Regions from separate parts of the Mus musculus genome. Here region 1 is linked to region 2. The links are chromatin loops, found by intact Hi-C in ENCODE. Cell type or tissue: left cerebral cortex. All regions are shown on one strand. Each heading gives the region's core, and the rest is flanking DNA. Links, peaks and the distances in the headings are about the cores only.

The links. A loop is a pair of places that touch in the nucleus more often than their neighbours do. Peaks named below come from ENCODE experiments on the same cell type or tissue, not always from the same donor. Only the 100,000 strongest peaks of a DNase experiment are listed, where the experiment ranks them.
Region 1: a loop joins it to region 2, with 2.7 times the contacts of the local background. A loop is called at or near these places in 3 of 42 quality-filtered maps.

Annotation. Positions count from the first base shown.
Region 1 is chr3:159,655,844-159,664,180 of GRCm38, reverse strand. No RefSeq gene overlaps it. Among named protein-coding and RNA genes, the nearest start is that of Rpe65, 61 kb to the right of the region's middle. In left cerebral cortex, for the core only: a CTCF peak has its summit at 3,398; a DNase peak (open chromatin) is centred at 3,213.
Region 2 is chr3:159,835,580-159,843,894 of GRCm38, reverse strand. Wls (wntless WNT ligand secretion mediator) reads right to left here and starts at 4,245. Exons shown (of 12, transcript NM_026582.5): 1 at 3,848-4,245. The coding sequence starts at 3,953. In left cerebral cortex, for the core only: no CTCF peak of the experiment used is centred there; DNase peaks (open chromatin) are centred at 2,324, 2,768, 3,494 and 4,178; H3K4me3 peaks cover 2,799 bases; H3K27ac peaks cover 2,446 bases.

The sequences.
Region 1 (8,337 bases), core at 70-8,069, 180 kb after region 2:
GGAGCTATTTGGGAAACTAAGGACACCAAGCCACATAAAAAGTGACAAGGAAATAATAGTTGTGCACCAGATTTGGGAAAATAGAAATATATTTATACACATGTAATATGTATTATAATGTCTAAAATAACATATATTTGGTTCCTATGATATGTGATTATTAGTTTGAAGCCAGACATGTTTAAATTGCTCTAATGCTAGTAGCCTTTCGTGTATAACAAAACTAAAAGAAGATTCTCAAATTATGCAATCCCTATTACTAAAAGGTGTTGTTTTGAAGAAAAACAACAATAACAACAAAATGGCATAAAAATTCACATCCATTTTCCATTGTAAATTACCATTGTCTTAAAAATGGGGTTGCCGACAGGCAATTATAATTTAAGTAGTGAATCTTCAAATAATAGTAGTTATTGTCAATTATTTTTAGTATAATATAAAATCTCTGTGTTCATAATAACACTTTTTCCCTATTCAGGAGCCATCATGCTTGGAAATGTGTTATTCATGATTTAATTATTCTATATGCATGCAATATATCTGGCAGCATTGCATTTTAATGAAGATGCTGAGCGGCATAAAGCTGTAATTTCTATCAGAGGATCCTGTCAAGACTGAACAATAAGAGCTTCTGAAAAGGACTAGGAAACAGCCTAGTCAGAAAGAAAATTAAAAACCCATTTGAATGTTTTAATTATAATTATTAGAGAGATTTTGAAAGCCTTTAGTGTGTTACAGAGCCCACAGTTTAGGAACTGCCTTCTGCTGGAGAAAAATGATTTTGAGGAAAGGGGCTATTTTCAAGATTATGTAGGGTAAGGAGCCCTCAGGGGAGCAGATCAGGTCTCTGATCCTAACTCCTCTTTCTATATCTCTGGTAACACACTAATTTTGAAAGTGAAAAATGGTGACAATTAAAGGTGGCTGAACTATTACAATTATTCTTTAAAATTTAAAATACCATATAAAAGCATAGCCTAAATTAGAAAAGAGGAAACAAGGTAGAAGTAGAGGGTTTTGTTGAAGCCCATTAAGGAAAGACTACTTTCTGGTTAAAAAAAAAATGCCCATTGTAACCAACATTTCAGGCAAGATGGTTCCACTAGTAAAATGGTGACTGCTTTGGTAACTTTTGTATTGCTTTGAAGACACTATAATCAAGGCAACTTACAAAAAAAAATTTAATTGAGGGTTTGCTTATAGTTTCAAAGTGTTAGTCCATTTTATCATAGCAGAAAGTAGGATGTTAAGCAAGCATGATCTGGAACAGTGTCTAAGAGCTTACATCTGATCCACAAGCAGGAGGTAGAGAGAGGAGAGAGACAGAGGGTGGGAATGGGGTGGGAGGATGGGCTTTTGGAGTCTCAAAACTCAATCTTTGTGATACACCTTCTCTAAACAAGGCCATACCTCCTAATTATTCCTAATAGTCCAACAACTTCAAATCAGACATTTAAATATATGAGCCTCTAGGGGCCATCCTCATCCAATTCATTTCAGTGGGTCCACTTTCTGATTGTACTTAAAGGCTACTATCCAGAAAGAATTCTATACTGGGTATGTATATCTGTTAGAAACTGATAGCTAAGGATGACATGGGTTTGGGGAGAGGGTGGAACTTATTACTGATATTGAGCTAAACAGATATGTAGCCAAACTACCTACATATGTAATATTTATATTTACATCCTTAGACTGGTGCTACTATCTGGCTTGGCCAGAGAATTTTTTTGCAGTAGACAATAGTTAATTCAGATACTAATTTTTAAAAATTATTCTTCTCTCATATATTACACAATACAGAGACTCATAACTATTTAAAATACTGAGAATAAACAGCTGTTGAGTACTCAAAAAGGAATATTTACATCACCTCCTCCAAAATATAGGGAACATCACGGAAAATGGAAATATTCTAAGAGTGGAGGATTGAGAAGAGTCCTGTGAAACACTGTCTTCAGGATATGATAAGATGATGTAATCATCAAATATAATGCAACCTCTACTCCTAGGGCTGATGGAACATTCTAGAAAGAGGACAGAAAGATTGTAAGGGTTAGAGAACCAAGATGTCTGCTGTAAGATAGTGTCTTCTATATATAATAGGGAAGTTGTACCCATGAAATCTCAACGATGTGATTACAAGTCAAAGTGGATAGGGAAAATTTCACAAGGCCCCTTCCTAGATAAAGTACTGGGAAACAGAGATTCAATTTTCTTCAGGGATGAGCCTCATGATAAATTTAATCCCAAGTGGTCAGACTTAAAAACAGCAACCCTGAGTGGATTTAGCAGGATATATATTCAATAATAAAAAAGTCATGCATTTGAGAGGGACTAGAGGGGTCATGGGAGAAGTTGGAGGAGGAAGTAGAAGAGGTACAAAACAAAGTGATTCTTTGAAGGCATTTCTGGAACTGGCCAGACCCTAGGAATTCATTAAAAGTCCAAGGGAATAAAAAAAGTGCAAATCTTAAAACTTTTCTTAAAACATGTTTGTTTTCATGACATTTTTTTCAGTGTGTGTGTGTGTGTGTGTGTGTGTGTGTGTAGCACAAGTACCATATGCCACTGCTTTTGGAAGCATGAAAGATTTGGTTCTCTCTTTTTACCCTGTGGGACTCAGGATTGAACTGAGATCATCATGCTTAGCAGAAAGCACCTTTACCTACTGAACCATTTCACATTCCCTGAAAGACTTTCCTTTGAGAAGAGGGCATCTTGCTTACACAAACTTTTTGGGAAATTGTCTCCCCATAATTGAGTAGTTCAACTGTTCAAACATTCAGATATTTGTCATTGGTATAGAGAACACCAAATGAGGTGTGGCTGGAGATTGGGTTTTTCATCCCTGGTGGTGGGCATCTTCCTGGATGAGAGTATCATTAAAGGAGATAATTTCAAGTGTTAACTCTTGAATACAAGTAGAAAATAGTCGAGTCTTTGTTGGCAGGTTTTCCAATACCCAGAAGTGTCACTAGATCCTGTGGCTTCAGCAGACGGCCTAGAGTAACCTCTAACTGTAGGAATTGGCTTTTATTATTTTTTTCATGAAAATAGCAGGTGGCTGTCAGGGGATACATGTGCTGTGTTGTCCCTATTCCTACAGACTATACAAGACTCCGTGGTTTCAGAGAAAAAAAAAAAAAAACCTGTAGGAGCTACTTTACTAAGCATCCCAAAATCTGTTCTCATTTCTAATTTAGAATGCAGAGACTTGTGTGGTGACTCATACATTTGAAAAGCTCAGATTAAATAGGGGTGATCTCAACAGTGATTCACTGATGGAATCTGGAAAATGAATCATCTCATTTATGGGCTTGTCCTTGGGAGTCACCAGGGTTAGAGATCTTTAATAAGTTCTAAAGAATTTGCTGCTCTCAAGGAAAGAGTGAGCCCTCCTGTGGTGGCATTTTGGTAACTACATATAGTTGTTTACAACATTATTTTAATTTAAAAATTTTACTATTATTTTTATTTTTTTTTGTGTTTTCTTTTCTTTTTTTTTTCTTTCCATTTTTTATTAGGTATTTAGCTCATTTACATTTCCAATGCTATACCAAAAGTCCCCCATACCCACCCACCCCCACTCCCCTACCCGCCCACTCCCCCTTTTTGGCCCTGGCGTTCCCCTGTTCTGGGGCATATAAAGTTTGTGTGTCCAATGGGCCTCTCTTTCCAGTGATGGCCGACTAGGCCATCTTTTGATACATATGCAGCTAGAGTCAAGAGCTCCGGGGTACTGGTTAGTTCATAATGTTGATCCACCTATAGGGTTGCAGATCCCTTTAGCTCCTTGGGTACTTTCTCTAGCTCCTCCATTGGGAGCCCTGTGATCCATCCATTAGCTGACTGTGGGCATCCACTTCTGTGTTTGCTAGGCCCCGGCATAGTCTCACAAGAGACAGCTACATCTGGGTCCTTTCGATAAAATCTTGCTAGTGTATGCAATGGTGTCAGCGTTTGGATGCTGATTATGGGGTGGATCCCTGGATAAGGCAGTCTCTACATGGTCCATCCTTTCATCTCAGCTCCAAACTTTGTCTCTGTAACTCCTTCCAAGGGTGTTTTGTTCCCACTTCTAAGGAGGGGCATAGTGTCCACACTTCAGTCTTCATTTTTCTTGAGTTTCATGTGTTTAGGAAATTGTATCTTATATCTTGGGTATCCTAGGTTTTGGGCTAATATCCACTTATCAGTGAGTACATATTGTGTGAGTTCCTTTGTGAATGTGTTACCTCACTCAGGATGATGCCCTCCAGGTCCATCCATTTGGCTAGGAATTTCATAAATTCATTCTTTTTGATAGCTGAGTAGTACTCCATTGTGTAGATGTACCACATTTTCTGTATCCATTCCTCTGTTGAGGGGCATCTGGGTTCTTTCTAGCTTCTGGCTATTATAAATAAGGCTGCTATGAACATAGTGGAGCATGTGTCCTTCTTACCAGTTGGGGCATCTTCTGGATATATGCCCAGGAGAGGTATTGCTGGATCCTCCGGTAGTACTATGTCCAATTTTCTGAGGAACCGCCAGACGGATTTCCAGAGTGGTTGTACAAGCCTGCAATCCCACCAACAATGGAGGAGTGTTCCTCTTTCTCCACATCCTCGCCAGCATCTGCTGTCACCTGAATTTTTGATCTTAGCCATTCTGACTGGTGTGAGGTGGAATCTCAGGGTTGTTTTGATTTGCATTTCCCTGATGATTAAGGATGTTGAACATTTTTTCAGGTGCTTCTCTGCCATTCGGTATTCCTCAGGTGAGAATTCTTTGTTCAGTTCTGAGCCCCATTTTTTAATGGGGTTGTTTGATTTTCTGAAGTCCACCTTCTTGAGTTCTTTATATATGTTGGATATTAGTCCCCTATCTGATTTAGGATAGGTAAAGATCCTTTCCCAATCTGTTGGTGGTCTCTTTGTCTTATTTACGGTGTCTTTTGCCTTGCAGAAACTTTGGAGTTTCATTAGGTCCCATTTGTCAATTCTTGATCTTACAGCACAAGCCATTGCTGTTCTGTTCAGGAATTTTTCCCCTGTGCCCATATCTTCAAGGCTTTTCCCCACTTTCTCCTCTATAAGTTTCAGTGTCTCTGGTTTTATGTGAAGTTCTTTGATCCATTTAGATTTGACCTTAGTACAAGGAGATAAGTATGGATCGATTCGCATTCTTCTACATGATAACAACCAGTTGTGCCAGCACCAATTGTTGAAAATGCTGTCTTTCTTCCACTGGATGGTTTTAGCTCCCTTGTCGAAGATCAAGTGACCATAGGTGTGTGGGTTCATTTCTGGGTCTTCAATTCTATTCCATTGGTCTACTTGTCTGTCTCTATACCAGTACCATGAAGTTTTTACCACAATTGCTCTGTAGTAAAGCTTTAGGTCAGGCATGGTGATTCCACCAGAGGTTCTTTTATCCTTGAGAAGAGTTTTTGCTATCCTAGGTTTTTTGTTATTCCAGATGAATTTGCAAATTGCTCCTTCTAATTCGTTGAAGAATTGAGTTGGAATTTTGATGGGAATTGCATTGAATCTGTAGATTGCTTTTGGCAAGATAGCCATTTTTACAATATTGATCCTGCCAATCCATGAGTATGGGAGATCTTTCCATCTTCTGAGATCTTCTTTAATTTCTTTCTTCAGAGACTTGAAGTTTTTATCATACAGATCTTTCACTTCCTTAGTTAGAGTCACGCCGAGATATTTTATATTATTTGTGACTATTGAGAAGGGTGTTGTTTCCCTAATTTCTTTCTCAGCCTGTTTATTCTTTGTGTAGAGAAAGGCCATTGACTTGTTTGAGTTAATTTTATATCCAGCTACTTCACCGAAGCTGTTTATCAGGTTTAGGAGTTCTCTGGTGGAATTTTTAGGGTCACTTATATATACTATCATATCATCTGCAAAAAGTGATATTTTGACTTCCTCCTTTCCAATTTGTATCCCCTTGATCTCCTTTTGTTGTCGAATTGCTCTGGCTAATACTTCAAGTACTATGTTGAAAAGGTAGGGAGAAAGTGGGCAGCCTTGTCTACTCCCTGATTTTAGTGGGATTGCTTTCAGCTTCTCTCCATTTACTTTGATGTTGGCTACTGGTTTGCTGTAGATTGCTTTTATCATGTTTAGGTATGGGCCTTGAATTCCTGATCTTTCCAGAACTTTTATCATGAATGGGTGTTGGATCTTGTCAAATGCTTTTTCTGCATCCAACGAGATGATCATGTGGTTTTTGTCTTTGAGTTTGTTTATATAGTGGATTACATTGATGGATTTTCGTATATTAAACCATCCCTGCATCCCTGGAATAAAACCTACTTGGTCAGGATGGATGATTGCTTTAATGTGTTCTTGGATTCGGTTAGCGAGAATTTTATTGAGGATTTTTGCATCGATATTCATAAGAGAAATTGGTCTGAAGTTCTCTATCTTTGTTGGATCTTTCTGTGGTTTAGGTATCAGAGTAATAGTGGCTTCATAAAATGAGTTGGGTAGAGTACTTTCTACTTCTATCTTGTGAAAAAGTTTGTGCAGAACTGGAATTAGATCTTCTTTGAAGGTCTGATAGAACTCTGCACTAAACCCGTCTGGTCCTGGGCTTTTTTTGGCTGGGAGACTATTTATAACTGCTTCTATTTCTTTAGGGGATATGGGACTGTTTAGAAGGTCAACTTGATCCTGATTCAACTTTGGTACCTGGTATCTGTCCAGAAATTTGTCCATTTCGTCCAGGTTTTCCAGTTTTGTTGAGTATAGCCTTTTGTAGAAGGATCTGATGGTGTTTTGGATTTCTTCAGGATCTGTTGTTATGTCTCCCTTTTCAGTTCTGATTTTGTTAATTAGGATTTTGTCTCTGTGCCCTCTAGTGAGTCTAGCTAAGGGTTTATCTATCTTGTTGATTTTCTCAAAGAACCAACTCCTCGTTTGGTTAATTCTTTGAATAGTTCTTCTTGTTTCCACTTGGTTGATTTCACCCCTGAGTTTGATTATTTCCTGCCGTCTACTCCTCTTGGGTGAATTTGCTTCCTTTTTTTCTAGAGCTTTTAGATGTGTTGTTAAGCTGCTAGTATGTGCTCTCTCCCGTTTCTTCATGGAGGCACTCAGAGCTATGAGTTTCCCTCTTAGAAATGCTTTCATTGTGTCCCAAAGGTTTGGGTACGTTGTGGCTTCATTTTCATTAAACTCTAAAAAGTCTTTAATTTCTTTCTTTATTCCTTCCTTGACCAAGGTATCATTGAGAAGAGTGTTGTTCAGTTTCCACGTGAGTGTTGGCTTTCTGTTATTTTTTTTTTGTTATTGAAGATCAGCCTTAGTGCATGGTGATCTGATAGGATACATGGGACAATTTCAATATTTTTGAATCTGTTGAGGCCTGTTTTGTGACCTATTATGTGGTCAATTTTGGAGAAGGTACCATGAGGTGCTGAGAAGAAGGTATATCCTTTTGTTTTAGGATAAAATGTTCTGTAGATATCTGTCAGATCCATTTGTTTCATCACTTCTGTTAGTTTCAGTGTGTCCCTGTTTAGTTTCTGTTTCCATGATCTGTCCATTGGTGAAAGTGGTGTGTTGAAGTCTCCCACTATTATTGTGTGAGGTGCAATGTGTGCTTTGAGCTTTACTAAAGTTTCTTTAATGAATGTGGCTGCCCTTGTATTTGGAGCATAGATATTCAGAATTGAGAGTTCCTCTTGGAGGATTTTACCTTTGATGAGAACAAAGTGCCCCTCCTTGTCTTTTTTGATGACTTTGGGTTGGAAGTCAATCTTATCAGATATTAGGATGGCTACTCCAGCTTGTTTCTTCATACCATTTGCTTGGAAAATTGTTTTCCAGCCTTTTATTCTGAGGTAGTGTCTATCTTTTTCTCTGAGATGTGTCTCCTGTAAACAGCAAAATGTTGGGTCTTGTTTGTGTAGCCAGTTTGTTAGTCTATGTCTTTTTATTGGGGAGTTGAGACCATTGATGTTAAGAGATATTAAGGAAAAGTAATTGTTGCTTCCTGTTATTTTTGTTGTTAAAGTTGGCATTCTGTTCTTGTGGCTGTCTTCTTTTAGGTTTGTTGAGGGATTACCTTCTTGTTTTTTCTAGGGCATTGTTCCCGTTCTTGTATTGGTTTTTTTTCTGTTATTAACCTTTGAAGGGCTGGATTCGTGGAGAGATAATGTGAGAATTTGGTTTTGTCGTGGAATACTTTGGTTTCTCCATCTATGGTAATTGAGAGTTTGGCTGGGTATAGTAGCCTGGGCTGGAATTTGTGTTCTCTTAGTGTCTGTATAACATCTGTCCAGGCTCTTCTGGCTTTCATAGTCTCTGGTGAAAAATCTGGTGTAATTCT
Region 2 (8,315 bases), core at 1-8,000:
TATGCACCCTTTTTATCCACGATTTCACTTAACTTTTCAAATTTATGCAACTTTCAAATGAATAACTACAGCAGACAAATGCTTATATGAATGGATAACAATCAAGACCATCAACAGTTTCCACTTAGTAACAGAATAATGGAGAGTTCTGCATCCTTGACAGGGCTATTTGAGAAAATGTGATAACTGTATATGCACATATATATGTCTTAAACACATTATTATATCCTCAGCATTTAAAAAGGAGGACACTCATGTAACTTTTGACAGAACAATGCAACTTCCCAAAGAAATTATAACGGGTGATTTGTTTACTTTTACTTGAAATTTAAGTTTGAAATATTCTTATTAGTAGATTTGCTTAAAATAATTTAACCATAATCTATTCTGCCCAGTTGTGATCTCTGCTCTATTCATAATTTTAGAATTAGGTGAAACAGCAACATGATTCTTCAAACATCATAGCACCAGAAATGATTAATCTGAGGTGAGTCTATACGCATGATGTGCCAGATAACCCAGTTCGTGATTTTTAGTGGGCTGTACTCTTGTTTCGTCACATGGTCTCTTTTCACTCCTTCTACTACCCAACAGCTGGTTTTCCGTGAACTAAGTTCATCAAGCATGAAAACAAAGAAAAATTATCTTAGTATTTTTCAGGTCTGGTTTTCAGGAAAGTAAGATTAAGCTGTACCTTTCAAAACATTTTGTTTTCCTTTTTGAAGTTCTTAAATATTAAATACATCTAAAAAGCTAGCCACTTAGGAAGTTTACTGAATGCATAAAAAAGATATCTAATTTATAGTGTCTCAAATATTTAACAAAACCATAAATGAATAAATTTATAAATCTACCAAGTTCTACCAAATATGATATTCCTTACTGAAGTTATCAAAAGTCCAACAATATATACAGACACTAGTACCAAAAAAACCCACAAAGCCAGCCAGAAAGCAAATGAACAAGTTAGGTAAGAAAGCCTTTAGGATACAGGGGATTTGAAATAAACCTAGCCAAATCCCTTCTATTTGCTTTTATGGCTTCTTTTAAAAATTTCCCCTTGATTTTATGAGGCTACAACTGAATATTAATCCAAATGTCATATAAAATTCTGAATACTAAAAGAGTTATACAATCAGAGGTGAAAGAGTTTTTAAACTCATTTATCTACCAGTAAGGAGATAAGTCTATTGGTTAAGTGACTTGCCTGGCCACTTTGAGATTCATGATTTGCTATGGCTGTTTAGGGCATGAGTACTTTTGTTTTTGTTTATGTCATGTATTTCCAATGAGGAGCTTTCCCATAGTATTTTTCTCCCCTGAGTTTCTCGGAGGGGCATGGATCCAAAAGTATCAGAGTGGCTACAGTTCAGAAGGAACCTTAGGAAGACTACTTTATCATCAGTATGCCTGACCCCATAAGTAGCAGTGGGATTGAATAGTAGAGCTCTGCTCTAGCTCCTGTAATTTCAAGAACTGCTTGTACTAGTCCACTCTGAACAGCTTCATCTACTTTCAATTTAGAGAAGCTGAGTGGAAAAAATAGCATGTACCTCTTGTTAATATCCATTTCCTGTATTTAGGTCATAAGAGAGCCTAGGTTACCTTAATGTATTTAAGATTAAAAAAAAATGCTACTCTGCAAGTGAAAGAAGTAAAAACTAAAACACTATTTAGTGTAGGCTACATATAATCTGTTAAGTCTCAGTACCAGAACTGAGAACAATTACTGCAGCTGGGAGAGAAGGAAGGTAAAACAGTGATACAAAGTAAAGTTATATAAAAACTTCCTCCAAGAAATGTTATGTTTCTTTTCTAAGAAAAGTTAGAACTAACGTAGTGTATTAAGTTAGGAAAATCTATTTAGGCAGGGCCTGCAGCTTCATTAACCAAGTTCTACCTTAGATGGGGTGGGTTGGGAACAACCTTAGCACTACTTACTTCCTACTTCAAACAACCCTAATTTGAGCAAACAACTGCTCTAACTGGTAATTCTAATGTCCAGCAAACACTTGCAGGGGGTCTTTGGGATCTCCACTGTAATGGTGAGGTTCCAGAAAACATGCTAGTTCCAGAAGTGCTATAGGGAACCTACTACAGGAACCAAGAGGTATGTGGGCCCACATCAGCTTCGTGGGGTGGGGTGGGGTGCAGCTACAGGAAACTGTAATGGTTTACTGTGTGCAAAAAACCTCAAAGGAGAAGGTCAGGCAAGGATAATAGGCCAATTTAATCCTGAAAGCACAAGGTGCAAGAAATTTTATGATGGTCTGCCACTGAAATCACACAAGATCCAATAGCATCCAACTGCAACTGCTCATCAAGGGAAACAAGAGGTGTAATTGTAACCGCGGTGTAATCACTGAGACTGCTTCTGCCTACAGCTCCCAGCAGAGAAGTATTAAGAGCCTGGAAAATCCAATTCAGAGAAAAAGAGATTGTACATGGCGTAACGAAACAAAAGCTGTGTGTGTGTGTGTGTGTGTGTGTGTGTGTGTGTGTGTGTGTGTGTGTGTGTTTCTGTGTGCTTTGCCCATATGGAGGACAGAGGCTTAGAAATGTGTACTCGACCTCCTCAGAACTCCCTTCTTGAAGCTTCTCCTCTCCTTTGTTTAAAACACTTAGCCTGGTGTTACAAAGATTGCCATTACCAGACACTCTGGAATGCTAACCCAACACACCCTAGTCTATAGGAAAAACACCGTACCCACTACTCTCACCCCCTCAAGGGAGCTCCTGCGCTGCCCAGGGACTCCCTCAAGAAGCACAGACCCCTGCTTGAGCTCTTCCACCCAGCCAAGAGCAACAGCCAGCCCCAAGGAAGCTAAGCTGCCCAGCAGCGCCCGCTCCGAAGTTGGCACTGAAGTTTGTCCAAGGATGTCCGGAACCTTGAGGAGAAAGGGACATGAGGTGGAAAAGACAGTAGGAGTAAGTTGAGTTTTCCGAGTGGATCCTAAGGCAGAAGGTCAGTTACGTTCGAAGCCTTTTTTTTTTTTTTTTTTTTTGGTGCGCACTGAGAAAGTCTCCCTGGCGCCTGGGAGCTGTCACCTGAGGGCAGCCCAGGAGGGAGCAGGAAACATCCTCCTGGCGCCAGGGGAGGACCTCAGGCTTCAGACTCACTGGATCTTGGGGCTCAAAGCAGAGGGGGAGGGGAGATGGCAGAGGGGACAAGAGGCAAAAGCAACACCTTTCAGACAGGCTTTCTCCTACGCCCTCTCCAAGTTCGTGCTGAGAGGGCCAGGACTCTCCCAAACCACTCTATGAGTCCTCAGTTCAAACAAGTCCACCGCCAGAGATGGGTGGGGTGGCGGCATGGAAGCCAAGGGCTTAAAGGTTGAGACCCTAAAACCAGCTCTAGTCCCTCGCCGAGACAACCTAATGCATTTACACAAGCCACAGCCAGTAACAGCTCGCGGCTGGCACAGGGCTTAGCTCCCGACTCCCCTGTTATTCCTAATAAAGTCGATTACGTTGCCCTCCCGGTGCTGATTGGAAGGGAACCGAGAGGGAAAGGGGGGCGGGCGAGGGAAAGAGCACGGGGAGCAATCAACTTTGCGACCCAGCACTTCCTCGCGATCCGTCGCCATGCTTAAGATCCACCCCCACCCCCTCCTGCCTTTCAAGTGGATACTGAAACTAGGCCAAAACTTTTCCCCTCCTTTTCTCTTTGCCACTAGACTGGATTGTGCCCCATGGAGCCCCATGGAGCTCTGCTTTCTTAAGCACAATAGCCGGACTAATTAGATCATAGAGGCAAGGCAGCGATACTGTAACAAGTAGCCCAAGAGGCAAAAGAGGGAAGGGCCGAAGAAAGGGAAAGGGGAAAGTTTGCAGCTCTCACACTTACCGATCAAGCCTCCCACCAGAAAGGCAACGATTTGGAAAACCAGAAGAATCCCTCCAACAATGCAGAGCTTCTTGGTACTCATGTTTTCTATAATTGCCCCAGCCATTTCTGCGACCCCCTTTCTTTTCTCCTTTAAGTAAATGTTTTAGGGTATGCTTTCGCTTCCCCTCTCCTTCTTCCTTGCCCTCTTTTCCTGGTGCTGCAAAACTTCAAGGGTGCGTTAGCAGAGGAGGTGGGACAGACCGCAGGCGCCCGCGCGGATGCCTGGGCGAAGCCGCTTGGGCTCCCCAGATGCCCAGAGCTGAGACTGCGGCCGCCCGGCAGCCAGTGGACGCTTAAAGAAGCAGGGAAGCGGATCACATGACACGCCTCCCTCTCTTTCTTCCTCCCTCCCTCTCGCGCTTCCTCCCTCCCTCCCTCCCTCTCTTCCTCAACCCTGGCCCGCCAGTTCAGGGATCTCAGCTCCCGCCAGCTCTGGCTACCCGCCCTCAGGTCTGGCCTGCAGCTTGCCCCGGCAACAGCTAACATCTTGAGGGGGGTCGGGTGGCTGGTGTTGTTAAATGGGCTTGGCATACGCAGTCTCTACCATGTTTCCTTTTCGGGTTCCCAAAGTATGGGATTTAAGTTACTCATGGGCCTCTTTGCAAACCCTTAACTTACATGTTGAACCCACCCCACCACCAGCCATTTGAACGCTAGGAAAGAGGTGAATTTTAAAAAGGAGTCTAATGAAGTTAAGTCAAAGTATAAAGAGAAGAAATAAGGTCTCTGTTCTGGTACCTTCTGCCTTGCCCTATCCTGGAATTATAACCCGCTAAATTCCTCATTACACGGCCCTTCAAGAGCCTTATTATCCAGACAAATCAAACGTCTGTTCCTTACTCTACCCTGGACTGCCAGTCTTGGTGTTGACTATTACCTAAACGCTTTAAAGTTCATTGAAAACTCGACTTGTTTTAAAATTCTTGTTTTGGTTTTTTACACCACCTTTATGTTCCAAGGGTCGATCCCCTCCAATCATGCTCTCACATTTTCACCTTCTATAAGGTCTTATGAATGCACATTTGTTTCCATTACTAAGCTGTAAATTTCTGGGAGACTGGGACCAAGTTCAATTCTCTTTGTATCTGCCCCCACCCCTCAGTGCCTAACAAAATTCTCACACTAGGAGACCCTGCATGAACTTTGGTGGAATGAATAAATGAGTGAATGTTTAAGCAAGCCCACAGCTTGCATTTAAAAAGCCTAAAGGACTTTAGTTGGGTAGGTAGTATACATGTTAAATAGTACCAGTTAGAGTTTCAGGTGGGTGGTCACAGCTACTAGGAGGCTGAGTCAGGAGGATTAGTAATTTACGACCAACCTGGATAATTTTAGAGACCCTATCTCAAAACAAAAACTAAAAAGTGATCTGGGCCTCTTGTTTAACTTGATCTGAGGTCCTAGATTCAAACCCCATGGAAGGCAGAGGAGGAAAGAGAATGTTAGCTCTTTGAGAGATTTACTTATATTGATACACTACATCCAAGGAAAAGTGGTGATCTTAAGAGATTTCTTGATAAGGCTGACCCAAACTCCAGGGCCTGGTTTTTCCATGTTTCATAAACTGTCTATTTAGCCAATGCAACTCAAATCACACATTAGCTTTATAAAGGTACCTCCTGGCCTCCCAGTACAGGTTTCCAAAGCCACCAGCATACCTGATTTCTTGCTTCTTGTCATCTTCCTGTGGAGGAACTATTTACTGTCCTCTTCTTCCTTCAGTTACTTGTCCAACATTTGCTTACAATCTTAATGTGTTTTCTTTTCCTTCCTGAGCACTAGAGATTATATCAAAACTTCAAGAGTATTCTGAAGGAACTACAGGGTAGTTGTGATTCACTGTATAATGATTTTCCAAATTGTAATTGCTGTGTGTGTGTGTGTGAGAGAGAGAGAGAGAGAGAGAGAGAGGAAGAAGAAGAAAGAGGGAGGAGGAGGAGGAGGAGGAGAGAAAAAGAAGGAAGGAAAAGGAAAAAGGAGGGAAGGGAGGAAGAAATTGATATCCTTATTCCATAGGGATCCTGCTGGAAACTGGATAATGGGATTGCTAAAACTGAAGTGTTCATTTCAATTGGCTCATGGCCCTTTAAGAATCATCTTTTTATATCACCGTCCCTGCTTCATCAAGCCTAAGCATAAAATCAGATAGAGTCTTAGTTACTTTTCTATATCCATGATAACACATCATGACCTTGACAATTTCTAGAATAAAGAGTTTATATGGACTTACAGTGCCAGTGAGTGAGAGTTCATGATTTTAGAGTAAAGGTATGGCAAAGGAACAGTTGATTCCCAAGTAGGAGGGAGAGGGAAAGATAACAGGGAATCCCTGAGCCGTTTGAAACTTCAAATTCTACCCCTGGTGAAAACTCTTCTCTGATAAGACCACATTTCTTCCTCCTTCCCAAAACAAAACAAAACAACACAAAACAGAACAAAAGGTTCTACCAATTGAGAAACAAGTGTTTAGATACATAAGCCTATGGAGGCAATCTCATTCAAACCATTACAGTTACCTTCCATGTATCATTGGTCTTGAATAGGTTTCTTTGCATATATAATGGAAAGCTTTGAGTAAATGTGTTATTCTTTTCTCATAGAGTGGGTTTTGTGATAGGAGTTTCTCCATGAGATGCTTTTAAATTTCAGTTTCTGTTGTCTTTGTAAATATTAATAATGACTATCAAAATTCATTTCCCAATTTGATAACATAAATATGTAGAAAAAAGGCTTAAATGTTTTTCCTGGAATGGAATCTAGATTCCTGCCCCTGCTGTGTGAAACTACAGTACATTATAGTTAATAGTGCGCTCCAAGGCTCAATGTTCTCACCTATAAAAGAAAAATGATAATAATACCAAGCGTATGGTATGTTCTTACAAGGTATAGACACTTATATAAGTGTATAAGAAGACACAACAATTGAATCAATAATCTTGATCAAAGAAAGAAAGCTAGAAACTCTGGTGCTTTCTGAGCATGCACAAAACCCTAGTTTTAATCCTAGCAGTGCATAAACTGGGTATGGTGGCACACATCTGTAATCCCAGCACTCAACAGGGAAGATCAAGAAGATCAGAAGTCATCCTTCATATATGGAATTTGAGGCCAGCCTAAGATATATGAGTTTTTCTCTTAAAAAAAAAAAAACTAGTAAGGCTAATCAGAGATTAGTTGTTTCTCAGATATAACATTTGATCATGTTATGAATATTTTTAATAAGTATTATCTTGCTATTTATTAAAGTTGCTGTATACTCATGACCTTCTTGTTTTGGACTCCTAGATGATGATATTACAAGTGTGTGTCACCACAACCAGCCTACAAACACACTTTTTGAAGCACACTTTTGAAGATGACCAGAAGATTATTTCCACTTGACAATAGTACTTGTAAAAAAAAAAAAAAAAAAAAAAAAAAAAAACAACATTAAAAAAATTGCTCCCTGAAACAGAGAGACATGGCTCAGTGTGTAAGAGAAAGTATGAATGACCTGAGTTTGAACCCCTAGCATATAGATTAAAAACAAAGCAAAACAAAACAAAACCAAAACCAATTATGGATGCACATGCCTGTAACTCTTGCACTGTAGAAGGCAGAGAAAAGGATATTATTGGGGTTTGCTAGCTACCAGCCTGGCTCCAAGTACAGTGGGAGACCCTTTGTCAAGGGGATGAGGATTAAGAGTGATAGAGCAAGACATGTATGTTCTTCACTAGCCTCTGTACATATGTGTGTGGGTATGTAACCATCACCCCCCCACACGTACATGTACACACACAGTTGCCCCCATCCATCAAAGAAATGTTTATTTTGAGTCATCAGAGAGATGATTCCAGTATAGGGTCTGGAGAGGTAGTTAAGTAGTTAAAAGCATTTGCCACCTTTTCAAAGAAACTGAGTTTGGCTTGCAACACTCAAGGTGGATATCTCACAGCTGCTTCTAATTCTAGCTTCAGGGAATCCAATGCCCTCTTTTAGTCTCCATGGGCATCTGTACCCCCTGTCCCATGCCACACATGCACACACACTCATATAAACAAACAAGCAAGCAAACAACAACAAACAGATGGGTTAGAGAGGTGGCTCATCAATTAAGAGTACTGGCTACTTTTCAGAAGACCCCAGTTTAATTCCCAGCATCTACATAATGTCTGACAACTGTCTAAAAATCCAGGTCCAGGGGATCCATAGGTACTGAATATTTAAGGTATATAGTAATACATGCAAAACATATTAAATAAAAAATTTGAAAAAGATAGAATAAAGTACAAAATCCAACTCCGATAGTCTTGTTATTTATCATTTTATTTCAATCTTTAGCATATGGAAAGTCAAAGAGATGTGAAATACATCTTTGCTGATGAATATCTAACTGAGGATAGATAAAATCTCCTCACTTCAATTCCCACAAGGAGTTTATTAG